Regions from separate parts of the Homo sapiens genome. Here region 2 is linked to region 1. A link is a contact called in ENCODE Hi-C or POLR2A ChIA-PET data. All regions are on one chromosome and are shown on one strand. Each heading gives the region's core, a stretch centred on a gene start or an enhancer-like site at or near the end of the contact. The rest is flanking DNA. Distances are from core to core; before and after follow the strand shown.

What was found. Hi-C counts contacts between places; a loop is a spot of excess contacts on that map. ChIA-PET counts read pairs that join two places held with the same protein, here RNA polymerase II (POLR2A).
Region 2: a map of psoas muscle shows a loop between it and region 1 (1.8-fold over the local background). The contact joins two enhancer-like sites. A Hi-C loop is called at or near these places in 4 of 168 maps with a recorded cell type or tissue (CD8-positive, alpha-beta T cell, body of pancreas, heart left ventricle and 1 more). POLR2A ChIA-PET finds 5 or more read pairs at or near these places in 5 of 52 experiments (BJ, CD4-positive, alpha-beta memory T cell, MCF 10A and 2 more).

Annotation. Positions count from the first base shown.
Region 1 is chr5:143,309,726-143,316,480 of GRCh38, forward strand. NR3C1 (nuclear receptor subfamily 3 group C member 1) reads right to left here. Exons shown (of 9, transcript NM_000176.3): 3 at 4,277-4,443; 4 at 372-488. Among named protein-coding and RNA genes, the nearest start is that of NR3C1, 91 kb to the right of the region's middle. Within about 2 kb of position 1,931, at least 5 of the 41 ENCODE cell types and tissues checked have a DNase peak (open chromatin) inside an H3K27ac peak, as active enhancers do.
Region 2 is chr5:143,374,394-143,380,768 of GRCh38, forward strand. All of the region lies in intron 2 of NR3C1 (nuclear receptor subfamily 3 group C member 1), which reads right to left. Among named protein-coding and RNA genes, the nearest start is that of NR3C1, 26 kb to the right of the region's middle. Within about 2 kb of position 2,863, at least 3 of the 41 ENCODE cell types and tissues checked have a DNase peak (open chromatin) inside an H3K27ac peak, as active enhancers do.

The DNA of each region.
Region 1 (6,755 bases), core at 681-3,180:
CATGTAAATATGTCTGATACAGAAACATTTCCAACCCTAGGGAATAGTTTTGAGGCTGAAAAAAGGAGTAAGAATAATAAAGTTGCTGCATGTTGTGTAAGTTTCATTATTACATAATTTCCTTTCTTTGTATATAGTCTGGCTGTACTGAATTCAGTGTGTGTAAGAAGAACTGGTGGATAAACAAACAATATGACATATTCATGAAAAAAATTTCCCATTTTTATTGGGCAGTAACATTATGCTAGTCAAGCATATATATACTGAACTGACTACATTAATTACATCTGCTTACGTGTATCTTCAAAAGTAAAATGATAAATTTTTATAAGCTACAGAGACAAACAATTGCTTTCAGATATTTATATTACCTTCCAGGTTCATTCCAGCCTGAAGACATTTTCGATAGCGGCATGCTGGGCAGTTTTTTCTTCGAATTTTATCGATGATGCAATCATTCCTTCCAGCACATAGGTAATTGTGCTGTCCTATATGGAATAAAAGGCACTATTAAAGTTTCACAGGTCTTCAAACATATTTTATAAGGACAGCCTCTGTCTTTGTTTCCGGTGGAATATAACCAAGACACCCACAGGTATTGCCTTGAGGGAATGTTCTTGCCTACATTGCCATTATGAGGTCGAGAGGTCAAAAACAACAAAAAGAGTCTCCCTTTTTCTGTTCAACAAACTGAAAACAGTGCAATAAAAAACCTTATTGCAGTATTCACATATAAAAAAAGTACACAAATCAGTGAACCATTTAATAAATTTTTACAAACCAAGAACCTTTATGTAATCAGCTCTCAGATCAAGAAACAGAACAGTACCCCAACAGGCCCCCTTTCTGCCCAATTCCAGCCAGTACCCACCAAGGGTAACTACTTTTTTGATAAACTGTGTTTTACACAGTTTGATAGATTATGTTTTTTTATTTTTATTTTTTTGAGATGGAGTCTCGCTCTGTCGCCCAGGCTGGGAGTGTAGTAGTGTAGTGGCATGACCTCACTGCAACCTCTGCCTCCCAGGTTCAAGCAATTCTCCTGGCTCAGACTCCCGAGTAGCTGGGATTACAGGTGCACGCCACCACGCCTGGCTAATTTTTATATTTTTAGTAGAGACAGGGTTTCACCATGTTGGCTAGGATTGTCTCGATCTCAGGACCTCGTGATCCACCCGCCTCGGCCTCCCGATGTGCTGGGATTACAGGCATGAGCCACCACGCCCAGCCAATAGATTGTGTTTTAAACAAATAATAGTTTGGGGTAGATGGTTAACTGTATCAGGTTCAATTCTTTGTAAAGAATAGGCCACAAAATTGACCACTAGACTATAATTCACCTTTGTTCAGAGCTGCTCTCCAATGCCAAATATCTGTACCAGCTGTTTCAATTTCTTTTTGTACTCTATAAATATCCTAGCTTCTTTACTTGGACAGAAAATGGAAGCACTAACCCAATTCTATCCCCTATAAATCAAAAGTACGATCAACAGATACATCTATTGATGAAGTGGTTATAATACAAAAAAGTTATACCCTATAAGGAATCTCTAAATCACTGTCCTACAGTTACTGGAAGAAAAAAAGAAAAAAAATCACCCACTGCTAAAAATGAAAAATTCCAAAGTTTTGTTTATATCCAACTGAAATGTCAGGATGTGCACATTACGCCAATCTTGATTTCTTTATCCCAGGTATGTCTTGTGCACAGCTAAGACTCTGAGCTATAGGATCAGAGGCAATGTACCTTCATAAGTTAAAAATAGCCCTTTGTGGTTATTAGCATGAAGTTGGACAAGTCTATCTATCTGTTCCTTATCTATAAAATGAGGAGTTTTAACTAGTATTCACTATTTCATAACACATGGCCACGTACAACTAATAGTCATTTCCTGTCAATCCATTCATTCATTCCTTGACTCATTTATTTATTTATTTTTAGACAAGTTCTTGCTACGTTGCCTAGGCTGGAGTACAGTGGTGTGTCATAGCTCTTTGCAGCCTGAATCTCCTGCTTTAGCTTCCTGAGTAGCTGAGACTACAGGTGCGATGCCTGGATAACGTTTTTTTTTTTTTTTTTTTTCCTGTAGAGACGGGGTCTCGTTATGTTGCTCAGGCTGGTCTCAAACTCCAGGCCTCAAGCAATCCTCCCATCTTGGCCTCCCAAATTGCTGGGATAATAGGTGTGAGCCACAGTGCACAGCCCATTTTCCTTGAGCCACAGTGCCCAGCCCATTTTCCTGTCAACCCTTCTGATAAGACAATGAGATATCTTATTTTGGAGTTCCTGTGTCTTCTACTACTTGGTAAATTCCCTTTCTAACTAATAGAAAGATGAGTCTTCAAGTCAGCTGAAATTTTGTGACTTTGTTTTGTTTATATGGTATTCATTTTTGTGGTTAAAGTCTATTTTTGGCAAATAATTCTGGTTTTCTATTTATGGTGGGTGTGGTAGCCAGCCTCCCAAGATGGCCCCCAGTGATCTCTGCCTCCTTGAATGCATGGTCTTGTGCAGTCCCTTTCCGTCCTTTACCAAGATTGGTCTGTGTGGCCAATAAAATATGGCAGAAGTGATGGCATGTTACATGTGAAATCAGATAATAAAAGACAATAGTTCTGCTGCATTGATCACATACTCTCTTGGATCATTTGTTATGGGGGATGTAAATTATAATGCTACTCACGTTACTCCACAGAGACCACAAGGATGCCAGCTTTGGCTAGTGTAGTAGTCCCACCTATTGATTAGAGTCAAAAGTAAAGCCCACCCCTGCCTAGTGTAAAGCTCTGAATAAAGTGCAACAACTTGCTGATACCCATATTATACTATGCCAATTTTGAGGGATAATCTATAATTCTAGCAGGTATTAAGAATGGAGTGCTAAGTGTAAGATATTTTCAATTCACAATGGGTTTATCTGGAGGCAACCCCATTGTAAGTCGAGGAGCCATACTGAATGCGTATCACTTTCCCACCATCATAAAAGTTGAAAAATCGTTAAGTCAGGGACTGTCCGTATTATTATTATCACTGCATTTATATCGTGGAAATACTTAAGCAGTTAAGAAAGTGAGGAGTAAAGTGAGGACACGAAGACGCTTCTGTCTTCTGCGTATGTGTTAAGTAACATCCACTTTATTAGGAGCAATGCACAAAGCAGGGCTGGGCTTTACTTTTGACTCTAATCAATAGGTGGGACTACTACACTGGCCAAAGCTGCCATCCTTGTAATCTTTGTGGTGTAATATGAGTAATTTTATAATTTGCTAATGTATTAAAAAGTAAAACAAAAGAAAATGACTCATCTAACTCTCATGGATATGCAAACACAACATGAGACAAATAATAATAATCCTCATACAGTGAATGAATAATTGTTTCTTTAAAAAATTAATATAATCAGAGCTTTAGGCCAAGCTACTTTCAAACTGCTTTAGAAATAACTAAATTATATGACAATTTTTTTCCTAGAGGAGTCACTGGTAGTATTAGGACATTTTAGACTCTCTTCTAATAAATTTGCTATGGAATGAATTTCTCATTCTTTAGGGAGATAATGCTGTTGCCCTGTCAGCAGTCTGAATCCATAACAAAGTAAGATTTGTGTTAATACAACATTTATATAGTGAAATCAGTTTCTCTAAAATACCTTTCCTGACCTCCTCAGGCCGAGTTTCTCTCTCCCTCATCTATATTATAATCTCTGTACCTTGTCATTGTTAACTCATCTTTCACTTCAGTGGAGTGTGACTTCCCAGAGGGTAAGGATCAGGTCTTATTGGTATTTATACCACTTAGCACAGTGCCCTGGCTTAATAGAAAAAAAAAATGAATAAGAAATGAAATGAATATCTTTTTTTTTTCCTGTCACAGTTCTCACTGTGACTCATTTTTGCCAGGCCAGTAAAGTTGGTGACTTTGAAACCTATTAGCTTATGGAAGTTAAAGCCCATGTTTCTAATACAATGAACATTATGTTATGCCCAAACTTAACACCATCATTTCATATGATAGCACTTTCTTATAGTGTTACCTTATGCTCCCTGACCAAACTCCCAGACATCAACTTGTACTTTTCTATTTTATTCTAGATCTTTTTGTATTGTTGTTTTAAATACTTTCCTGCCCATTAGAGGACCTAGGAGCCACCCTCCTCTCCCCTCTTAACTGATATTTAGCCTTTCATGGGCTTTGCATATAATGGAAATTTCAAAATCCACCCTGAGAAATGAAAACCAAGTAGAGGAAAAATAAACTCTTCAAAACACACACTACCTTCCACTGCTCTTTTGAAGAAAACTTTACAGCTTCCACAAGTTAAGACTCCATAATGACATCCTGAAGCTTCATCAGAGCACACCAGGCAGAGTTTGGGAGGTGGTCCTGTTGTTGCTGTTGAGGAGCTGGATGGAGGAGAGCTTACATCTGGTCTCATGCTGGGGCTAAAGAAGGGGAAGAACAGTGTTATGATTTAACTGTCAAAGGAATATCAAAATACAGTTCTCTTAGCTTCTCACTTCATAGTCAGAATGCTCACAGTGAACTCTGGCTTCAAGTGCTAGCAGGCACTAAAATATCCTAGCTAAATATATTCAAATCATGTTATATTCTTCTTTAAACAAAATTAAGAATGAGGTCATTTCTTTTGAAGTGTCTCCAAAATAGAATGGTGTGGTTCTGGTTCACTTCTTCTTCTTTTTTTTTTTTTTTTTAGATGCTTAGGATTTATTTTTATAATCACGTTTATTAAGGTGTCACATACAGTAACATTTACTGTTTTCTAAGTCTATAATTTATGGTTTTTGTTAAATGAATATTCATGTAACTACTATCACAATCAGGAGAGAGGATATTTCCATCATCCCAAAAAGATGCCTCCTATGCCTTTAATTGCTTAGGCCATAATTTTTTTCCTAATTTTAAGATCTTATACAGGCATCTTTTAAAATTCAATCAAGTGTCATTACAATTCTACCCATGTTTCCTACTAGAGTCAAAATTTTTTTACAATCTTAAAGTTTTTGTCCCATGTCTCTAATTCCTAATGTCATCTTGGCTGAAACCACAATTTCATATGACTCAGAGAAGACTGATCCAGAAACATTTTCTATAACCTTCCTGTCTGGCTTGCAGTAAGATTGGACAAAGCACTAGGCTTTCAAAAGTGAGTTCCATTCTGCCCACTCCACTCTATGACTGTTTGGCTTGAAGAAGAAGACAGAAATGTGAATCTGCTTCTCTTACTAGGTCTCTAACATTTTTCATAGTCTCACCACAAAGAGTGCAGGTCTAGTGATTATTAGCTGTTTAAAAGATAATTTGTTGTTTTAAAAATTTTCAATCTCAAAAAAAATTGGAAAGAATTGTACAATGGATATATACTTTTCACCAATATTCACCAAGTCTTAACATTTTGCCACATTTAATGATAAAGATATATTTTTATAAACCAATGAAACAGTGATCTTTCTATTACTGGAGGAAAAATTAATTATTGCATTTCATATTACATGACACAATGGTTTTCAATGTTGTATTTTCCTAAGGAATTTTCCTCTTACGTGCTGACTTTAGAACCAAAACTGTATTATGCAGCTAAAATGATTTTGTAGCCTTCTGCTTGTAATTAGAGACTGCCCATTCCATTTTTGGTTGTGTTCTTAAGCAAATCTTCAAAAACATGGATGCTGGCAACCTGTTGATTCTGGAATTCTACATATTAAAGTCCGTTTTGCTTATCATCTATACAAGTTCATAAATATACTAGTACCTCTCTCTAAACTTTTCTTAATTTGCCTTTTCTCTAAAAAAGATGGAACTTAGAAATAAACTTAAATTGGGTGTTCGTTGTCTCTGTTATTCTTTATTATCTCTTGCTTTTATTTATTTCAGCCAATAACAGTAGTAAGTCTCAATTACAAATATGTTTAAACTAATTCACAGAGCAAAGTAACTTAAAATTTTTTTCTAGTTATCAATCTGGTTAGAAATTACATTTATCAAGTAATGTAGTTTGTTGCTAATGTTCCGTTTAGGAATAAAAGTTAAAAGGTAATAATAATGGAATGACAATTTCTTTTATAAATGTTACCTTAAGTAATTAAGCCAGTAAATCCAAACGATCGCCCTAAATTCTATCTTCAAATGAAGCTTCCTGAATCTTGCCAACTGCCTGCTTACCTAACAGGCTTAGTCAATAGGACAGCATTCCCACCACCCTAATTCTGGGAAAAGGCCCCAGGGTTTCACATTGTTCTCTGAACACTGTTAAGAAGAATTTGTAGATGCTTCCGTATTACAAGGCATTCATTCCCTGCTAGATTTGGGCGAGTGGACTGACTACACGTCGAAAGCCTGTAACAGAATAACCTGAAATGACTCTGCTGTAGGTCCGGCACAGGCCACCCCTGATTAATGGAAACTTGTGACTAATGTAGAGGAGCTGCTTTGGGCCAGAGTTTTCCAGAGAAGTAGGAAGGTCCTGGAACAGTGAATGGTGCGACAATGTGTTGGGGAAGCAAAAACTCCTCTGGCTTCTATTCTGAAGATACTCCTATTCTTGCTCAGCCAGTCTCTGTCACCTGACATCTATTTTTAGGGACCAAACAGTTGTTTGTATATTAGTTTACAGAAAACGAGTGCATTGTTTAAAGGTTAGGACAGTATTCTGTAATGTTTACCCCATTAATTATATATACACACATATGCATATATAGTATGTATTTATATTTTAAATAATAGTTTGTAGTACTTC
Region 2 (6,375 bases), core at 1,613-4,112, 66 kb after region 1:
GGCAGGAGAATGGCGTGAACCAGGGAGGCGGAGCTTGCAGTGAGCCAAGATCATGCCACTGCACTCCAGCCTGGGCGACAGAGCGAGACTCTGTCTCAAAAAAAAAAAAAACATAGTGAGTAAAAAAGACATGATCAGGTGGGTGATCATCCAAATTTTCTAGAGAGTTTTTAGTAACTCTGATTCTTGGGTTCTGCCACTATACTTTTAAATGGGGGCGAGGGCAGGGAGGAGAGACAGTATACAGAAATCTATTTTATGAGCCCAAATGACAAGGGCTTCAAAGCACAGTGAGTCAAAAAAAACAGTGAGTCAAAAAGACACTAGATTCAACACTTCACCTTGCCAGGCTCCAGGCTGACATACGCTCAGCAGCTGTACTTGAACACAGCTTCCACAAAATCCTTCGGAGGTCCTCATTCTTTAAATGCCCAGGATACGTTTTTAAGAGAAGTAATTTGTATGCACACATACATGCACTCACATGTATTTTACTTGGGCCTTCATACTCTACTGATTTTCTAGAGACTCCATCTTATAACTTGGGATGATTACCATGAAGTGATGAAAACCACAAATCTCATCAGTAAAGGGATGCTGGCATGCAGGCAGACACTAGATTCAACACATCACCTTGCCAGACTCTAGGCAGACATCAGGTCAGCAGCTATATTTGAACACAGCTTCTCCAAAATCCTTCCTGGGACCTCACTCTTTCGGCTGAGAAAGTCTAGTCATGCCACCTATTTTTAAATGGAAGTTTTCGGGAATTTTATGCAGAACAAATTACTGAAAGCTACTCATAGAGATGACATAAAACTTCTAAAAGAAAAATGTAAAAAAACCATGATTTAATGCTTCTGAAAATACTTAAGACAATTTCAAAACCTTTCCTAAGATTTAAACCTAAAAAAAAATCTGAAATAGCCAAGGGGAAAATATATGTACACTCGTACAAAGATACACACACAAAGATACATACACAGATACACACTGCAACACTATAGTAGCTACAAAAGAGTCAAAATTCTTTTAATAGGGGCCTAGTTAAATATATTATGGTATACCCATATGGCTATTAGAAAGAATGAGGTAGATTTGTTTGGACACGGAAAGATGTCTGTGATACATTTTTAAGAGACATAATTCGTATGTACGCATATCACACACATTCATGCTGCTCACATCTATTTTACAAATTAGATTGTTACTAAAAATTTTTAATACAAATTATGCACTTTTATTTACAAGTAAGTTGTCCACTTCCAGAAAGTATAAAAAATATGAAAAGTAACCAAAAGATTAGTAACCATGCTAACAGCAGAGAGCCACTTGACAATTTCTGTAAGAAATCTACTTCCCTGAAGACTGTTTACACTACTGGAAAAATTGATCAAAGAGGAACATAAGGGTTAATGTATAAAGTAACTTTTTTAAAAACTAGGGGAAAATCTTTATTTCAAAATAATCATGTTACATTCTGAACAGTATCTGGATGAGTATTTGGGAGAATACAAAACACAGGACAGGGTCTGGCATTTCAAAAATTTTCATGAACCACTTCTATTTAAACTAATATGCTAACAGGCATAATGCTCTACATTATATTTTCATGAATTCTCAATGTTATTTAGCTTTCAAGGGAGGCTCCCTGAAATTAGATCTATGCCAATGAGAATTTTTCTAAAGCAAAATAAGGAAAATTTTTACCCATCAGAAAGCTGAAAGATGTGGAGAAAAAAAAAAAGTTGGCATACACCTTGCATAATCACAATAAGCCAAAAAAGTTTGTATTTCACACAAGGGTAGTGGGAGAAATACATTGATGAGATGATACAATGGAAGGAGACTGGACCATAGCTTTTTGCTGTCTCACAAATGCAGTTGGAACCAAAGATTGTTACAGCGGGAAAGAACTGTGGATAAATTCTCATGTGAGGACACAGACACCTAAGCAGGGCTAGGACATTCAGAGCACCTCTTTACTTCTTGCACATGATTCTTTCCATGACACCTAGTGCCCTTCTCCATCTAGAGCTACCTCTATATGTCCACGTTCCTTCTCTCTAAGCTCATGATAGACCTCAGGAGAAAGTCAGGTAGGCCTGCTGCTTTTGGCTTTATTATAATGTAACTAGTACATGGACTATTTGGCTATTGTGGGATTCTCCTCATGTTATCAGGGTTCCAGCTTGCATAATCACCTCCTTGGCAACAGAATTTATTGGCATATTTGTTGTCCTTCTTAGTGCAGTGGTTCTAAATGTAGGTGATCATCCAAAATTTTTAGGGACTTTCAAAAACTCAGACTCTTGGGTTCTGACCCTGTAACTCTTAAATGGGGGTAAGAGCAGGGAGGGAAGATGATGTACAGAAATCCGTATTTTTCTTACTGCATTCCAGGTGTAGCTGTGTACCACTAGTTTTTAATACTACTTTTGACTGATTCACCATCTGTGACTTAAGGGTATCAGGGTTTGGATAAGGTGCGGTGGAGGACTGGAGATTTAGAATGAATGATGGAGGAGGGAGGAAAAACAAGGCAGCTACTGCTCTATGGGAGAGACAGATAGGACTGGTTTCCTGTGTATGTGAAGTAGGTGCTGTGATCTCGGTTACACTGGGAAGGCTCTTTTGTCTCAAAGTATCTCTCATCAGCTTTTTATTAATGCCTGAAATTCCATCCTTATGATTTCATTCCTTCAAGTTATGTCATTTGTTAAATAGAAATACCCCTTACTCCTCAGTATTCCACTGTAACCTTTCCCTAATGAAGCATAAATTCATTCACTTCTTTTTAACAATCCACTAAAACAAAGCAGGTTTAGGAGGGCACTGTATTCCTTGATTTGGCAGACAGGAAGGGGATGCCATTCCCCTCCCCCCACACAAAAAAAGGCCATGACTCAATATGATGGCTTTTGCAACTTGCCTCAGGCTAGCCTTAGGGCATTACCTATGGAGCTGCTGCATGCCAGGATGATACTTGACCCAGAGGAGATGTGAATTTGCATAAGGAAGAATCATCTGATGATGCTCTGGGCTATACCTTCGCCCACACTAGCTCTACCATTCTCTGACCTCCTGGTATATTCTTCAGCACCTGCTACAGTTAATTGTTTCTTAATTATTTCATGTGTCTGCATCATGTCTCTCTAGCCAGATACAGGCTCCTTTGAGGTCAGAAAAAACACATGATTTATCTTTCCTCCCTATGAGCACGCAGTGCAGCGCTGAAAAGGTACAAGGTCCTTAGTAAGACCTTCACTGATACACCCTATCAGCAGGCAATATAGGGAGAAACATTTTTATGGCTATCTCTTTATGATCCTCTCATTTCTGAACACTGAACTCGACCTGCCTCTTAAGTTTCTCTTCTCTCCAAGTAACTGTCTTTCCCAAATTAAGAGTCTTTCTTTACTAGTCCATTTTTGTAGGTTTTGCAAAAATGTATTGATATGAAATTAGCATTAATCATTTGGGAAAATATCCTTGGATCCCAAATATGTCTGAGGGAGCTGAAGTTTCCGTTGATTTATGGTTGAAAGTAGTCTTTGTAAAGGATGAAATTGGGGGCCAGGTGCAGTGGCTCACACTTGTAATCCCAGCATTTTGGAAGGCTGAGACCAGAGCATCAACTGAGGCCAGGAATGTGAGACCAGCCTGGGCAACAGAGCACTACCCTGTCTCTACAAAAGATTTAAAAAATTAGCCAAGGATGGTGGTGCACACCTATAGTCCAAGCTACTTGGGAGGCTGAGGTGGGAGGATTGCTTGAGCCCAGGAGTTCAAGGCTGCAGTGATCCAAGTTTGCCCCATTGCACTCCAGCCTGGGTAACAGAGTGAGACCCTGTCTCTTAAAAAAATAAATAATACAAAATGAATTGGGAAATGTCAATCAAAACAGCGAAGACTGCAATCCATAAAGGCTGGCAGTTCAACTTAAAAACAAAAAAAACTAAGGGCTTCTATGCCAAATGCCTTTACTCTCTACACTAAATTTCACCCTTAATAAAAAATTACACCCAAATGTTACCTTCTTTTCTTCTAAGAAAAGAAGCTTACATGAAAGGTAGCTATGGTGCGGAAAAATTCAGACTTGCTTGTGTTCACAAATAGATAATGCCAGAGGTGGTGGTCTCAGTTTCCAGTTCTTTGAGAACACTTACCTGGTACCTCTCCTAAAAGAGGCATTAACTCTAGTCAACATCTCTGACTGTCTGAATTCTGAGATATCTGGCCCTTTGTATAAATTAAATTAATCTAGTTTTACTGTGTGTGTGTTTCATCTTTTCTATTACTACTAGTTGGATGAATTTAGGTGTTTAGTCCTCATCCAATATGACAACTATGTTTAACACAAGAAATTTATGTGATTTTATTTCTATATGGCCCTTTTAATTTTTTAAAAGCAGTCATCTTTCAATTGTTAATGTGGAATGATACTGTTCTTTTTCCTATCTTATGTAAAACCTGATTTATAGGAGTGATAATTGCCACATATAGTATTAAGGCACCCAGTGTGTATAGGATGGACTACAATTCTTTAAAAAAAAAATCTAGACTGGGACTGTGTCTAATGTTACACCTCTCAACCCATGAATCACAGGGAATCCTACCCCAAGGAGACTTTTGGATTTGTATCTCTTAACTCTGAGCCTCAACCATTCTTTTCTTACAGGAAAATACCCCCAGTGAGTGGTCACTTTATTGGGGCCACAATTAGTCAAATATTTCTCTTCCTTTCCCTAACACACTTTCTCTTCCTTTTTAATTCAAGGAAGACACTGAGTCTTACACCTTGAATGGAGTGTGGGAGCCAGGTTTGCAATAATAAAAGCAGTTACATAAGTGCTTTGCATTTACCTAGCCCTTTCTTTAAAATACATAAAGAATCTGAGGTTCAGGTGAATCAATCATTACTGAATGCCTATCAGGAAGATTAACTTCTGCAGGATTGCAGAAATAAGTGATGGAGCTGGAATCTGAACCTTTGTTAGTCTCTAAATTCCAAGATTTTATCCTTCTGTCACAATGATTCTGCCTTTCCACCAGAGGCAAGGTTCATGAACAATTCGGATATCACAGAAGGATCAGAATTTTAAATACACCTGATTCCTACAACTACTGTGACAAATCGCAAAAAAATAAAAATAAAAAAACACCTCTCCCTACAGTCACACTCCTTTGCAGTGTAATTGCAGCTCCTCCACCCACTTGAATCTAGACTAGCCCCGTGATTTGCTTTGACCAATAGAATGTGGTAGAAATATAGTTGTTCCAAGCCTAGGTCTTAAAGAGTTTTGCATGGTTCTGCTGGTTCTTTTGTAACTCTAATGCTACTGTGTGAAAAAGTTAAGGGCAGCCTACTTTCACCATTCATTGCTACAGCCAACCAGCCAACTGACAGCAGATACGCTGAATGTGCCCAGCTGAGATAAGTTCAGCTTGGCCAGATCAGCAGAACTGCCCACCTCATTTGTAGACTCATGAAGAATAATAAATGGTTGTTATTTTAAAGCCACTAAATTTTAAAAGCAGTCAGCTCTAAACTGTTAATATGGAAGGATACTATTCTTCTTGGAAAGATACTGTTCTTTTTCCTATCTTATGTAATATCTCATTTACAGGAGTGATAATTGCCAAATCTAAGTGGGAAGGCACCCAGTATGTTTGTTATAGAGCAAATACTAACAGATACAACAAACATAGCTACTTTGAGCAAGCAGAGAAAACAAAAGATTGCTTATAAAGCTTATAAAAGAGGGCCCCGATATGCAAAAGCTTGATATTAAGACAAATATTTAACAAATCCTTAATTATTTGACTTAAATTTGCAAAGTAAGACTGAAAAATAAGACCTGATCCATTCAAGAATTTGCTAGGTGCTTTGGTGTAATAAATCTACTTATAAACATCAGTAATTGTGTATTTGAAAATCTACATTAAGAAAGTAAAGTCCTTTACACTGTGGGATTTAATTCACACTGAATCATACAAAAACCATTTTTTTTTAAAGTCTTTATTTGAAGAGGCAGAACCTTAGTATTATGACGTTCAAAGTGTTAGTATTCTCTTTAAGAAGAAGCCAAAGTAACTGGAGAAAAAAAGCAATGAAGTTATTTCTAAAACCCCAAGAATTTCTCAAGACATGAAAGGCTTGCTCTTCTTCAGACAGTTTTATTCTAATTTACCTTAACCCCAAGTTCCTCAGAGGTTCAAGTAGTTGATGAGTGACTGAGAGAGGAACTTGTGTGGATTATAGGGCAGGGGGGTGGGAGAAGAGAGCCAAATAGGAAGCATATGCATCACATATGCATTTTTCAGCTCCTCTTCAAGCTTATGGCCGAAATATAAATCTGATAATGGTACCAC